3 separate regions of the Homo sapiens genome follow, and regions 2 and 3 are each linked to region 1. A link is an interaction called in ENCODE POLR2A ChIA-PET data of the cell type or tissue named here. Cell type or tissue: Panc1. All regions are shown on one strand. Links, peaks and the distances in the headings refer to the core of each region. The heading gives the core; the rest is flanking DNA. Region 1 overlaps TRIP4 (thyroid hormone receptor interactor 4). Region 2 overlaps CSNK1G1 (casein kinase 1 gamma 1). Region 3 overlaps ZNF609 (zinc finger protein 609).

Evidence for each region. ChIA-PET counts read pairs that join two places held together with the same protein. Peaks named below come from ENCODE experiments on the same cell type or tissue, not always from the same donor. Only the 100,000 strongest peaks of a DNase experiment are listed, where the experiment ranks them.
Region 2: POLR2A ChIA-PET joins it to region 1 with 17 read pairs; 2 of 35 experiments call an interaction of 5 or more read pairs at or near these places.
Region 3: POLR2A ChIA-PET joins it to region 1 with 10 read pairs; 16 of 35 experiments call an interaction of 5 or more read pairs at or near these places.

The regions. Positions count from the first base shown.
Region 1 is chr15:64,425,872-64,428,371 of GRCh38, forward strand. The region is part of intron 11 of TRIP4 (thyroid hormone receptor interactor 4); the gene reads left to right. Among named protein-coding and RNA genes, the nearest start is that of ZNF609, 33 kb to the right of the region's middle. In Panc1, for the core only: no CTCF peak of the experiment used is centred there; a DNase peak (open chromatin) is centred at 1,232.
Region 2 is chr15:64,202,034-64,207,673 of GRCh38, forward strand. It overlaps CSNK1G1 (casein kinase 1 gamma 1), which reads right to left. Exons shown (of 12, transcript NM_022048.5): 7 at 5,476-5,561; 8 at 2,832-2,916; 9 at 2,408-2,556; 10 at 1,049-1,156. Among named protein-coding and RNA genes, the nearest start is that of PPIB, 42 kb to the left of the region's middle. In Panc1, for the core only: no CTCF peak of the experiment used is centred there; no DNase peak of the experiment used is centred there.
Region 3 is chr15:64,476,472-64,482,111 of GRCh38, forward strand. All of the region lies in intron 1 of ZNF609 (zinc finger protein 609), which reads left to right. Among named protein-coding and RNA genes, the nearest start is that of ZNF609, 19 kb to the left of the region's middle. In Panc1, for the core only: no CTCF peak of the experiment used is centred there; no DNase peak of the experiment used is centred there.

The DNA.
Region 1 (2,500 bases), core at 1-2,500:
AGGAGATCAAGACCATCCTGGCTAACACAGTGAAACCCCATCTCTACTAAAAATACAAAAAATTAGCCGGGTGTGGTGGCACGTGCCTGTAGTCCCAGCTGCTCCAAAGGCTGAGGCAGGAGAATAGCTTGAACCCGGGAGATGGAGGTTGCATTGAGCTGAGGTCCTGCCACTGCACTCCAGCCTGGGCAACCGAGTGAGATTCCTTCTGGGGGAAAAAAAAAAGCTATTGCCACAATGCAGCTAGCAAGTATATAGGGTCTTCATCCCTTACCAAAACCTTGCTTCTTTTGAAGAAACCCTTGATTATCCCTTGAATTATTTTGATTGGGGGGTGGGAATACTAGGATCTGTTATTGCTAATTCTGGAGCTTTTGGTCCAGGCTATTGAACTCATGATAGGCAAATGTATTTGACTCTGATTGCCAGGACTGTGCCATATTTGGGAGGAGGTATGTGTATTTATGTATGAATGTACATATGTATGAATGTACATATGTATGCATTTATATATTTTAATTTTTATCACTAAAGATTGAACTGACAGGTCGGGCGCAGTGGCTTACACCTGCAGTCCCAGCACTTTGGGAAGCCAAAGCGGGTGGATCACTTTAAGTCAGGAGTTTGAGACCAACCTGGCCAACATGGTGAAACCCCGCTTCTACTAAAAATACAAAAATTAGCCTGGTATGGTGGCGCATGCCTGTAATCCCAGCTACTCAGGAGGCTGAGGCAGGAGAATTGCTTGAACCTAGGAGGCAGAGGTTGCAGTGAGCTGAGATCGTGCCACTGCACTCCAGCCTGGGCGACAGAGTGAGACTCTGTCTCAAAAAAAAAAAAAAAAAAAAGATGGGCATGGTGGCTCACGCCTGTAATCCCAGTGCTTTGGGAGGCCAAGGCGGGCAGATCATGAGGTCAGGAGATCAAGACTATCCTGGCTAACACGGTCAAACCCCATCTCTATAAAAATACAAAAAAAATTGCTGGGTGTGATGGCACGCGCTTATAGTCCCAACTATTCGGGAGGCTGAGGCAGGAGAATTTCCTGAACCCAGAAGGCAGAGGTTGCAGTAAGCCGAGATCATGCCACTGCGCTCCAGCCTGGGCAACAGAGCAAGGCTCTGTCTCAAAAAAAAGAAAAAAAAAAGATTGAACTGATGTAACTAAAGTACATTTTTGAGCAGCAGAGGGAGCCGAAATACTTTAACTTAATTAGAAAATTCCTGAAATGTAAGACCTTTATGTTTAGACACAGAACTAGCAGAAATCCAAAACAGGAAAAGTCCATCCTTGAAGCACAAACAGTCTTACCTATCAGTATGGTTTTCCTGTTCTTTGAACAGTTGCTTTAGATAATAGGGCTTCCACCAGTGTGCTGAAGAAAAAGAGCTTCAGTTTCATTTTTCCCAGCAAATTCTCTTTTTCAGACTTACTTACCTTTCATTACTGTTATTACTGTCTACTGTTTTCCTTTACTGTTCCCAGCCATTTTACCCTCTCTATTCTTTACTCTTTATTTATTTTTTTTGGAAACTGGGTCTCACTCTGTCGTCCAGGCTGGAGTGCCAATCTTGGCTCACTGCAACCTCTGCCTCCTGGGCTTAAGTGATCCTCCCACCTCAGCCTCCCAGTAGCTGGGACTACAGGCACCACACCACCATGCCCAGCTAATTTTTGTATTTTTAGTAGAGACAAGATTTCACCATGTTGGCGAAGCTGGTCTTGAACTCCTGGCCTCAAGTGATCCACCTGCCTCAGCTTCCCGAAGTGCTTTGATTATAGGTGTGAGCCACTGTGGCCAGCCTACTGACTGATTTTAACTAACACTTGTTATCCCTCTAGATTTATGTCTTTCATTTCCTTGTGAGTTACCTCCTCTGCCTCCTCTGATTATGTGTGTGAGTACAATGCATGCATTTTGGTGTGAATTTTGAGTTCTAGCGTTTTGTTCTTCCCTTAGTATCTGATCCAGACCTAGGCAAAACCATAGACACATGGAGGCTATCCCCCACACTCTTGTGCCTGCACTATCCCTCTGAGCTTTTTGCCCATTTTTTTCAATGTCTACTTTCTTCCTCCCCCCTCTTTTTTTTTCCCCCAGTCTAGAAGTAATATTATAAAAATACCTTACACTGGTGTAGGCTTTACAGTTTTAGAGATTCACAGTCGTTAACAGCTTAGTATAACATACTGCATTATGTTTTCTTCCTGGGATATGTATTTGCGTTCTAAAAGAGAACCCAGGAGCATCTGGCAATGTGGATGATGGTTTTTGGCAAGCGGCCTTGCTTTATTTTCTCATCTATTGATCAAGCAAACTACCACCTGATACAAGGTCAAATGATTTCAATCTCTAGATAGCCAATCTTCTTTGTGCCACAAATTTGTGTAGAGAAGGGTAGGAAACTATAATCCTGATCTATGGAATACTATGAAGGTTACAGGAATTAGAAATCTAATTAAAACAAGTCTTGTTGATTTCTGAAGGATACCTCTTTTT
Region 2 (5,640 bases), core at 1,705-4,204, 220 kb before region 1:
GTCAAACTTGTTGATTTTTTGGTGTGTGTTTGCCTTATCTGTCTTTAGGCTGAGAGATGTCCCTCACTGAGACCACTAGTTTTCCAAACAACGAACAATGAAGGACAGATGACATCGCCTAAGCTGAGTCTTCACTGCAGGTCCATCTCAAATCTTGACCAGCTCTATAATTTGCCCGGGTAGAAGAACAAGGGGTGGTGTGGAGGTTCCATTTCATGCCCAAGTCAGTTGGAAGTCCAAAGTACCTACCATTCTTAACCAGCAAGGAAAAACCAGAACTGGCAAGAGCTCTAGACCAGACTACAGATGAGACCCAAAGTGGGCTACCTGGTACATCCTGTCTGTGCGACAGGTCTTTTTTTTTTTAAACTGCTCCTTGGCGAGTAGGGCTACTCCACAGGCACTGTGCCCAGAGTAGCCTCCAACAGGTCTTTTGGTCCTATGGTAGATGCCTCTGATCCTAACTTATAGCTAGTTCCCCCCAACAGCCAACAGACTCTGACAGGCCCACACACTTTTTTTTTTTTTTTTTTAAGACAGGGTCTCACTCTATCACTCAGGCTGGAGTGCAAATGCGGAAGCAATCTTGGCTCTCTGCTGCCTTGACTTCCCGGGCTCAGGTGATTCTCCCACCTCAGCCTCCAAAGTAGCTGGGACTATAGGCACGTGCCACCATGCCCAACTAATTTTTTGTATTTTATGTAGAGACAGGGTTTCACCATCTTGCCCAGGCTGGTCTTGAACTCCTGGCTCAAGTGATCTACCTGCCTTGGCCTCCCAAAGTGCTTGGATTACAGGCATGAGCCACTGCACTTGGCCAGGCTGACTCTTTAGACTGGATGCTTCATATAGGGCACCTGGCCACATCTCAGTGCAACTATACATGCCCTGAGGGTTGCTTGAAAGTCATACCACACCTGTAAGAAATGGCAAGCATTTGATCTTTATTTTCAGTACATACACTAAAGCGGAGAAGCTGAAGAATTTGGGTTTTAATATTAGCCAAGAAGAAGGGTAGTGTCTGAAAGAATGGAGGATCAACACATACCTGATTTCGAAGAGGCTGCTGTTGTGATGGCCGATCCCTATGTGTGTGGCTTTCTCGAGTTATTGCAGATGCACCAGAATCTACGTGAACTGACCCTACTGGAGTAGGCTAGAAAAATGAAACAAAAAGTCAAATGGGGGAAACAGGTCCAACTTGATGCATATGCAAAGGACAGAATGATTCTAATTCTAATAGAGTAGTAGTAATTATTTTCAGCTACCAAGAGCACTTTCAAGTTGTCTTGTCTTCTCAGTTTGCTCATCTGCAAAAGGGAGGCAGCCTGGTCCTTAATAGTTCATTGGAGAGTAGCTTACCTTCGAAAACAAAAAACCAGGGCCGGGCGCGGTGGCTCGTGCCTGTAATCTCAGCACTTTGGGAGGCCGAGGTGAGTGGATCACCTGAGGTCAGGAGTTCGAGACCAGACTGAGCAACATGGAGAAATCCCATCTCTACTAAAAATACAAAATTAGTCAGGTGTGGCAGCGCGTGCCTGTGATCCCAGCTACTCGGGATGCTGAGGCAGGAGAATCGCTTGAACCTGGGAGGCGGAGGTTGCGGTGAGCTGAGTTCACACCATTGCACTCCAGCCTGGGCAACAAGAGTGAAACTCCGTAAAAAAAAAAAAAAAAAAAAAAAAAATTTCCTCCACTGATATCTGTTTGGCCCTGTGAACCCCTGACCAGAACAACAAATTCAAAAGCTTCCTATGATGCTGGGTTCCACTGCTACAAAGGTCAAGTACATTAACAGCGTATGTGGCATCAACTTCTGAATCATGGGGCCAGGTGTGGTGGCTCACGCCTGTAATCCCAGCACTTTCGGAGGCCAAGGAGGGCAGATCACCTCAGGTCAGGAGTTTGAGATCAGCCTGGCCAACATGGCAAAACCCCGTCTCTGCTAAAAATATAAAAATTAGCCGGGCGTGGTGGTGTGTGCCTACAATCCTAGCTACTTGGGAGGCTGAGGCAGGAGAATCGCTTGAACTCAGGAGGCGGAGGTTGCAGTGAGCCGAGATTGGCGCCATTGCACTCCAGCCTGGGAAAACAAACAAACAAACAAACAAACTTCTGAATCATTCAAATGAAACTTCTCCTAAAAACTGGGCTTAAATTCTGTTATCTTAGGACACACAAGTTATTATCTTCCTATATTACTAGGAAAAAATACTTCCTACTTCTGAACTAGTAAGAGCAACCTATGGCAACACCCAGACAAGGCTAGTAAATATACAGTCTACGATCAAAGGAATATTTTTACCAAAGATTCAAGCAGAAAGACTGGCAAGTAAAGGCATGAGGCAGTGCTGGTTGGAGAAAGGAGGTAATGAGGTTAAAAAAAAAAAAAAAAAAGGATACTTACAATAGGTCTCCCAACCCAATCATAGGCATAGTCAAAGGTGTAGCCTTTCTTTTCAAAGAGGTCTGTGAAGAGGGTCCGTAAATACTCATAATCAGGTTTTTCAAAGAAGTCCAGTCGCCTGACATATCGAAGGTAGGTTGCCATCTCCTCTGTTAGGAAAGAGATGAAAGGCCCTGCTCATTAGCTGAATGCTTTCCATAGCAGTTGTGGGGAAGCATTGGGCCACAAAGGGGTTATTTATACAGACAATTTGACACTGATGTTTTCTTTACTGACAAAATAAAAGTGATAAAACCTACTTTGGTCTGTATCACAAAAGGAAATGTTAATTACCTAAACAGCACCCCTATCTAGAGATACCCAGTCATGGACTCTACCTAGTTTCAAAGCTCAGTCACACTGGAATGTCTTTTTAGCATCCCACCTGGAAAGTTCTCACAGAGAGCTTCAATGGGAGTATTCCTTTTGGTGTCACCAATTTTTTGATATCTCTCTTTTAATGTGTCAGCCTGTAGAGAGTAAAGAGAGAAAGTTACTTTAAAAGAGGGCCTAAACATGGGAGATTCAATATGTTTTTGGACACAATGGTTGTTTCACTCAAATTCGCAGTATTTGTTGGTCTTGATTTTTTTTCTAACACTAACAAATAAGAAATGTAGTAGAAATTATATATTTAGATATATACAAACATCTGCTGTGTTCTGGAAAATTTTACTTGTGAAAATATTTAGTTGTCTCAGATAAACACCATCAAATATAATGGATGAGTGGCTAGGATAAGAAAATAACAATATTATGTGGCCAATATTTTCAAAATTGCAGAAGCTTAGTAATATCCCATGGCCACCATAATTCAATATGATTCAGCATTCTCTCTTAGATCAGCTCTAAAAGTACTGCTAATCCAGGTGGGGGAAACAGATAAGTAATTCTACTACACATATATTGAGACTTTGAACAGAAAAAAAACAATAACTGAAAAATGTCTTTCAACAATGTGCTTCCAGAGGGAAAAAAGTTGTCTATGGTACAGCCATGGCTAACAGGTTTGGTGTATGTCAGTAACTCAAAAGCAGCCCAAGTCTGGTATGCTCAGAGCTATAGCCAGAGGGCTTCTGAACCCTGGATCAACAGTGGGCTCCTAGGGAATTCTTGTCAGGCTTTACCTAGCTTGCTGCACTCAGACTTAAGCAATAGTGTTCTGAAGTAAATAGGAGAAATTTTAGATCTACAACTACCACTAAAATGATTTATGGACAACGAGAGAGTTTCAAGCAATTAATAATACACTAATGCATTGTGTGGCTGTATGATGACCAAGTTTGACATGAAACTCTATTTGAAAGCTATAAAAATCAATGAGAAGATGTATATGACAGGAGAGGAATTTAAGAGTGAAGAAATAAAATCTCAAAGGGAATGGGTGGAAGTCTTACGTTTTAGGACAATAGTCTAGAAAGCCTACAGCAAAATGAACCATCCTGCCTTTCTGGAAGAGGGGGTGTAGGAGTACCCCAAACTACTGATTAAGTTTCTTTCCATATTAATATGTTGAAATAAATTACAACCAAAAAATATGTCTTGGGCCAGGCGCGATGGCTCATGCCTGTAATCCTAGCACTCTGGGAGACCTAGATGGGTGATCACTTGAGGTCAGGAGCTCGAGACCAGCCTGACCAACATGGTGAAACCCCGTCTCTACTAAAAATACAAAAAATTGGCTGGGTGCAGTGGCTCACGCCTGTAATCCCAGCACTTTGGGAGGCCGAGGCAGGCGGATCACAAGGTCAGGAGTTTGAGACCAGTCTGGCCAATATGGTGAAACCCCGTCTCTACTAAAAATACAAAAATTAGCCGGGTGTGGTGGCGTGTGCCTGTAGTCCCAGCTACTCAGGAGGCTGAGGCAGGAGAATTGCTTGAACCCAGGAGGCGGAGGTTGCAGTGAGCCGAGATTGCACCACTGCACTCCAGCCTGGGCAACAAAGCGAGAGTCCGTCTCAAAACAAAAACCAAAAAATTAGCTGGGCGTGGTGGCATGCACCTGTAATCCCAGCTATTCAAGAGGCTGAGGTAGGAGAACCGCTGGAACCTGGGAGGTGGAGGTTGCAGCGAGCCCAGCCTGGGAAACAGAGTGAAACTCTGTCTCAAAAAAAAAAAAAAAAAAAAAAAAAAAAAAAGTCTCACAAGATACTAATGGGACTTACAATGGGTTAGAAGCTCACCATTTCCTAGCCAAACAGCCAAAGGCACAGAGTAATGATAATGCTCATAATTATAATAGTAAACTGACATGTAACCACTGTACTGACACCTACCTAAGGAAGGCTATTTAAACTCTACACATTTTGCAATGAATAGATATTGTCTGAATAGGCATTTATTCAATAATACACTTGAAAAGCAATCTTAAACCTGGATTTTCATTTTAGTTCAGGTGAGTTCTTAGCCTACATAGGATAAACAAATATTTTCCAAGTTTTCCTGAGGAGTACACCCTGCTGGCCTTTCTGGTAAAATGTGTAGCAGCTGTTGTCAACAATTTGTTCCAGAAATTCCCTTACATACTGGGAACACTCCTCCTGCTACATAATGGTAGTGGAGGAGGAATACCAACACAGAGAGAAAAGCAGCACTGTCAAGCCTGGGAGGAAATGAGGGAAAAGATCATGGAAAATCCAAGAACAAGGAAAAATTAAGAAACGGAAGACAAATGTGAACAAAACAGTTTCCAAAGCCCAGGAGAGCATTTATAATGTAGACTAATGTAATTAGTCCCTGCTTCTTATCTCCAGAGCCAATTAGCCAATAATCCTTTTTGTGTGTTGTTTTAAAAAAATATTTATTTGTTTATGTTTAAATAGAGATGGGGTCTCACTATGTTGCTGATCTCAAACTCCTGGACTCAAGCAATCCTCCCACCTCAGCCTCCCAAAGTGCTGGGATTACAGGCATGAGCCACCGCATCTGGCCAGCCCCCTACACATTTCTTAAAAACATGAAGCCAGAGGCTCCTTCATTAACAACTGAGCATTGAAACAAAGCCCTCCACTGAACACTTTCAAGGATACCTTGAGTCCTTGCCAGGGGAGGCTGCCTCGAAGGAAATACATGAACATATGGCCTAGGGCTTCCAAATCATCTCTCCGGCTTTGCTCTAAAAGGGAAGACAGATCACACATTATGTTTGCAGTTATTAAAGCAGAAAGAGGTTCAAAACCAAGTAATCCCTTCAG
Region 3 (5,640 bases), core at 1,254-3,753, 52 kb after region 1:
ATGGTTAAAGTAGAGATCTTTGAGAAATGTTGTGTTACTGGGTTGTTAGGCACTTCCCTGAGATTAGTGGATTCTCTTCTGCCCAGCAGAGAGAAAGGCAATGTCTACAGTTGTTCCAGAGTCCAGCTGACACTGAGGAGAAATAGCTACTCCTTATGTTCTTTTCTCCTGTCTGCTCCTCTTGCTGGCATCACTGGAAGTTAACTGGGGTGAAAATTGCAGTCAGTCTTGTCTGGAAGACAGCAGGGGTGGAACTAGAGACCTTCTAACCCAGTTCCCTGAGGGGTGGGATTTACCCTTCTGCTGACTGAGCCTTGGTTGCCTGGAGTGATGGGTGAGGTAGGCCTCTGACTTTTTTCCTTCCTCAAAGGGAGAAGCCCAGTATCATAACCTTCTCTCTTCTTAGTGAGGCCTCAGCAACTTTATTTCAGGTAGCTCTTTAAAAATAAGCTTTCAAAGAGTGTGTGCTATGCGCCTGGCCTAAAGCGTGAATTTTCAGGTTTTTGGTGCTTTGACTTCCTCTCAACACATTAGCTGTGTTTTGGAAGTCTCAGTACCTAATTTCAGCAGCCTAAAGATGAAGTTTTCTTATGTCTAGATGCTCTCTTGTTTGAATTGCACATTGTAAATTTATTTGTTTATTCCCTTGCTTACTCTTCTCTTTCTTTTTTTTTTTTTTTTTTTTTTGAGACGGTGTCTTGCTTTGTTGCCTAGGCTGGAGTGCAGTGGCGTGATCTTGGCTCACTGCAAGCTCTGCCTCCCCGGTTCAGGCCATTCTCCTGCCTCAGCCTTCCAAGTAGCTGGGACTACAGGCGCCTGCCCCCACACCCAGCTAATTTTTTGTATTTTTAGTAGAGATGGGGTTTCACCGTGTTAGCCAGGATGGTCTCGATCTCCTGACCTCGTGATCCGCCGGCCTCAGCCTCCCAAAGTGCTGAGATTACAGGCGTGAGCCACCACGCCTGGCCTGCTTTACTTACCCTTTTCTAACTCTTCTACTTCATTATTTTTCTTGTTACCCTTTCCCTTTTCTCCTTTCATGAAGCTGATAGGAAACAGAAGTCCCTTAGGCCAGACAGCTATTTAGGTAATTGGCTAGAAGCTAAAATGTATACCTAATATGCAAGCAATGGAATGGAATGTCTTATTTCCTTTTTTTTTTTTTTCTTTTTTTTGAAACAGAGTCTCGCTCTGTCACCCAGGCTGGAGTGCAGTGGCGCGATCTCAGCTCACTGCAACATCTAACTCCCAGGTTCAAGCAAGTCTCCCACCTCAGCCTCCCGACTGGCTGGGATTACAGGCATGCGCCACCGCGCCCAGCTAATTGTTATGGTTTTGGTAGAAACGGGGTTTTACCATGTTGGCCAGGCTGGTCTTGGAACTCCTGACATCAGGTGATCCACCCACCTCAGCCTCCCAAAGTGCTGGGATTATAGGCATGAGCCACTGTGCCTGGCTGCATATCTTATTTCTGTCCACATGTTATATTGGATTCAGCTTGTGGACATCAAGCTCTCAGCCTGTTACACTATATGCCATTTGATGTAGCTGAGGATATATTGGGACCCATTTACTCTGTTTTTGGTTATTTATACCACCAGCTTGTGTAGTTTCAGTACACAAGAAGACCTATTTGCCATTTTGTAAAAATGTGGTCTTTTTCATATTTAATTTTAGAATAAAGGTGTGTGTGTGTGTGTGTGTGTGTGTGTGTGTGTGTGTGTGTCTGTTTAAAGAGGTGGGGTCTTGCTGTGTTGCCCAGGTTGGAGGACAGTGGCTATTCACAGGTGTGATCATAAGTGTGCCATGGCCTCAAACTCATAGGCTTGAGCTGTCTTCCTACCTCAGCCTCCCAGGTAGCTGGGACTACAGGCACATGGCACTGCACCTGGCAGAATAAATGAACTTTTTTTTTTTGAGACGGAGTCTCACTCTGTTGCCCAGGCTGTGGTGCATTGTTGCGATCTCGGCTCACTGCAACCTCTGCCTCCTGGGTTCAAGTGAGTCTCCTGCCTCAGCCTTCCAAGTAGCTGGGATTACAGGTGCCTGCCACCAAGCCCGGCTAATTTTTGTATTTTTAGTTTTTAGTAGAGACAGGGTTTCACCATGTTGGCCAGGCTGGACTCAAACTCCTGACCTCAAGTGATCCCCCACTTCCCAGACTCCCAAAGCACTGGGATTACAAGTATGAGCCACCACATGGCCAGAATAAATGAATTTTGTGGTGAACTCAGATCCATACTAAGGAAAAATCTATTACTTTTAAGCAGACAGAGTTCTAATATTGGGTGGTCTTCTGGGCAGATTTTATATTACCTTTCTCTGGGAGGGTTTGCTGTATATCAAACTTGAAGTCATACATTCTCCCTACCTATGCTTAAGTAGTACATAACATATTACTGATATTGTGAATTTTAAAGCCAGCAGCTGTTAATCCAAGTGTATGTTGTTGTTTTCTTTAGTGGTTGAAAGGATATCAGTTTAACTGACCAAACTGTATTGCTTTTATTAGTAAGAGAACTTGAACATAGCTTGTTTGCTGCTGTTTACTTAATAATGTTTCTGTGGTTTGTGTTAGTAGGCCCTTCCAGTTGCAGAGCTAGAAATCTAGGCAATGTGGATTTCAGATGAGTTTCGTAACACTATCTGACACAGTGGGAAGTTCAAGGAAGTATCTGGCAATATTATTTTTCTTATGGAGCCTTTCCATAAGAAAGAAATTCAGTTATAACAAGGTCACATTTGGGTAGGTGACATAATGGTGAAATGACATTTTCTGCCAATAACAAAACCTATATATTGTACCTGTGTGATTTTTTTTTTTTTTTTTTTTTTTTTGAGACAGAGTCTCGCCCTGTTGCCCAGGCTGGAGTGCAGTGGCGCAATCTCGGCTCACTGCAAGCTCTGCCTCCCGGATTCACACCATTCTCCTGCCTCAGCCTGCCAAGTAGCTGAGACTACAGGTGCCCACCACCACGCCTGGCTAATTTTTTGTATTTTTAGTGGAGATGGGGTTTCACTGTGTTAGCCAGGATGGTCTCTATCTCCTGACCTTGTGATCCGCCCATCTCGACCTCCCAAAGTGCTGGGATTACAGGCATGAGCCACCGCGCCTGGCCCGTACCTGTGTGATCTTAAGCATTTGATTTATTTAAAAGTTACCAGGGCTGGGTGTGGTGGTTCACGCCTGTAATCCCAGCGCTTTGGGAAGCCGAGGTGGGCGGATCACTTGAGGTCAGGAGTTCGAGACTAGCCTAGCCAATGTGGTGAAACCCCGTCTCTACTAAAAATACAAACATTAGCTGGGCATGGTGGTGCACACCTGTAATCCCAGCTACTCAGGAGGCTGAGGCAGGAGAATGGCTTGAACCCGGGAGGCAGAGGTTGTAGTGAGCCAAGATTGCACCACTGTACTCCAGCCTGGGCGACAGACTGAGACTCTGTCTCAAATTTAAAAAAAATTAAAAATGAAAGTGTTATTGGCCAGGAGCAGTGGCTCACGCCTTTAATCCTAACACTTTGGGAGGCTTGAGGTGGGCAGATCACCCTGAAGTCAGAAGCTCGAAACCAGCCTGGCGAACGTGGCAAAACCCCGTCTCTACTAAAAATACAAAAAATTAGCCTGGCATGGTGGCAGGTGCCTGTAATCCCAGCTCCTCAGGGGGTCTGAGGCAGGAGAATCGCTTGAACCTGGGAGGCAGAGGTTGCAGTGAGCCGATATCGTGCCACTGCACTCCAGCCTGGGCAACAGAGCAAGACTCCATCTCCAAAAAAAAGGTGTGCTGGGCGCAGTGGCTCACGCCTGTAATCCCAGCACTTTGGGAGGCTGAGGCAGGTGGATCACCTGAGGTCAGGAGTTCGAGACCAGCCTGACCAACATGGTGAAACCCCGTCTACTAAAATACAAAAATTAGCTGGGCGTAGTGGCGGGTGCCTGTAATCTCAGCTACTTGGGAGGCTAAGGCGGGAGAATAGGTTGAACCCAGGAGGCGGAAGTTGCAGTGAGCCGAGATTCCACCACTGCACTCCAGCCTGCACAACAAGAGTGAGACTCCATCTCAAAAAAAAAAACAAAAAAAGTGTTACCAATAATTTAATTCTCATCTCATATGCTTGATGGAAGGAGACTAACTGTTCAGGTGTAGTACTGCTCTGGGCTATATACCTCATAGGAATGATAGAGGCAGCAAGTGATTATTATAAGGAATAACAAGCAATAGTAATGTTAATTTTTTCCCTATAACCAGGGAAGTAGCATGGAAGTTTGAAAGGTTTAAATCCTTGCTTAAATAAAAATGTCAGTCCTAATCAGAATAATGGGACTGAACTTGAAATGTTAAAGGAATTGGAGAAGCTGCAAAATTAGGTCAGATAGTAATAGAAGGTTTATTTATACATAGATTGATTAAATTCTTCATTGAGAGCAAATGTGGTTTTGACTAAGATAAGCTACTCCCGACAATTGGCAGTTTTAGAACATACAAAGCAAATAAATAACCTGAATTTTACCCGGAGGAACAAATAAGAATTGATTCAGGTTTCTGTAGGTCAGGCATTATTTCATAATAATTATACCGTGATTAAGTTCAGCATTCTTCAGAAAGGAGAACAAAATCTGTCATGCGAGGATTCATTTTTAGGAAATTGAGCTGTGATCATGTATATATTAGGGTGAGTGGAGAGGAAGATTTTAAAGAGAAACCTACTGGAAATTTAAAGACTTAAAAATCATCATATTTGAAATACATGTTAAAAGAATGCAAGAGATCAAAAGGACCATACAAAACAGTTGGTTATTTGGCATAGGCTTAGAGGCTGTGGAGAGAAGAAAGGCATCTTTCTTTTTTCTTTTTTTTTTTTTTTTTTGAGACGGAGTTTCACTCTTGTTGCCCAGGCTGGAGTGCAATGGCGCGATCTCGGCTCACCGCAACCTCTGCCTCCCAGGTTCAAGCGATTCTTCTGCCTCAGCCTCCCTAGTAGCTAGGATTACAGGCATGTGACACCACGCCTAGCTAATTCTGTATTTTTAGTAGAGGCGGGGTTTCTTCATGTTGGTCAGGCTGGTCTCGAACTCCCGACCTCAGGTGATCCGCCTGCCTCGGCCTCCCAAAGTGCTGGGATTACAGGCATGAGCCACCGTGAAGAAAGGCATCTTTCTAAGAAGAAGGCATTTCTAAAATATTGGAAACGTTTTCAGTCAAGGCCAGAGAAGCCCACAGACTGATTAGGAACAACCTAGAAATTAGGTGAATAAAAGATGAATTCAATAAGCCTCTTTGTAGAAATGATTAGGTAAGAGATTTTGTGTTTTTTGTTTATTTGTTTGTTTTTGAGATGAAGTCTTGCTCTGTCGCCTAGGCTGGAGTACAGTGGCACGATCTCGGCTCACTTCAACCTCCACCTCCTGGGTTCAAGTGATTCTCCTGCCTCAGCCTCCTGAGTAGCTGGGATTATAGTCACACGCCACCACACCTGGCTAATTTTTATATTTTTAGCAGAGATGGGGTTTCACCATGTTGATCAGGCTGGTCTCGAACTCCTGACTTTGTGATCCGCCTGCCTTGGCCTCCCAAGGCTGGGATAACAGGTGTCAGCCACCGTGCCCAGCCTTGTTTTTGTTTTTAAAAAAGATATGTTATA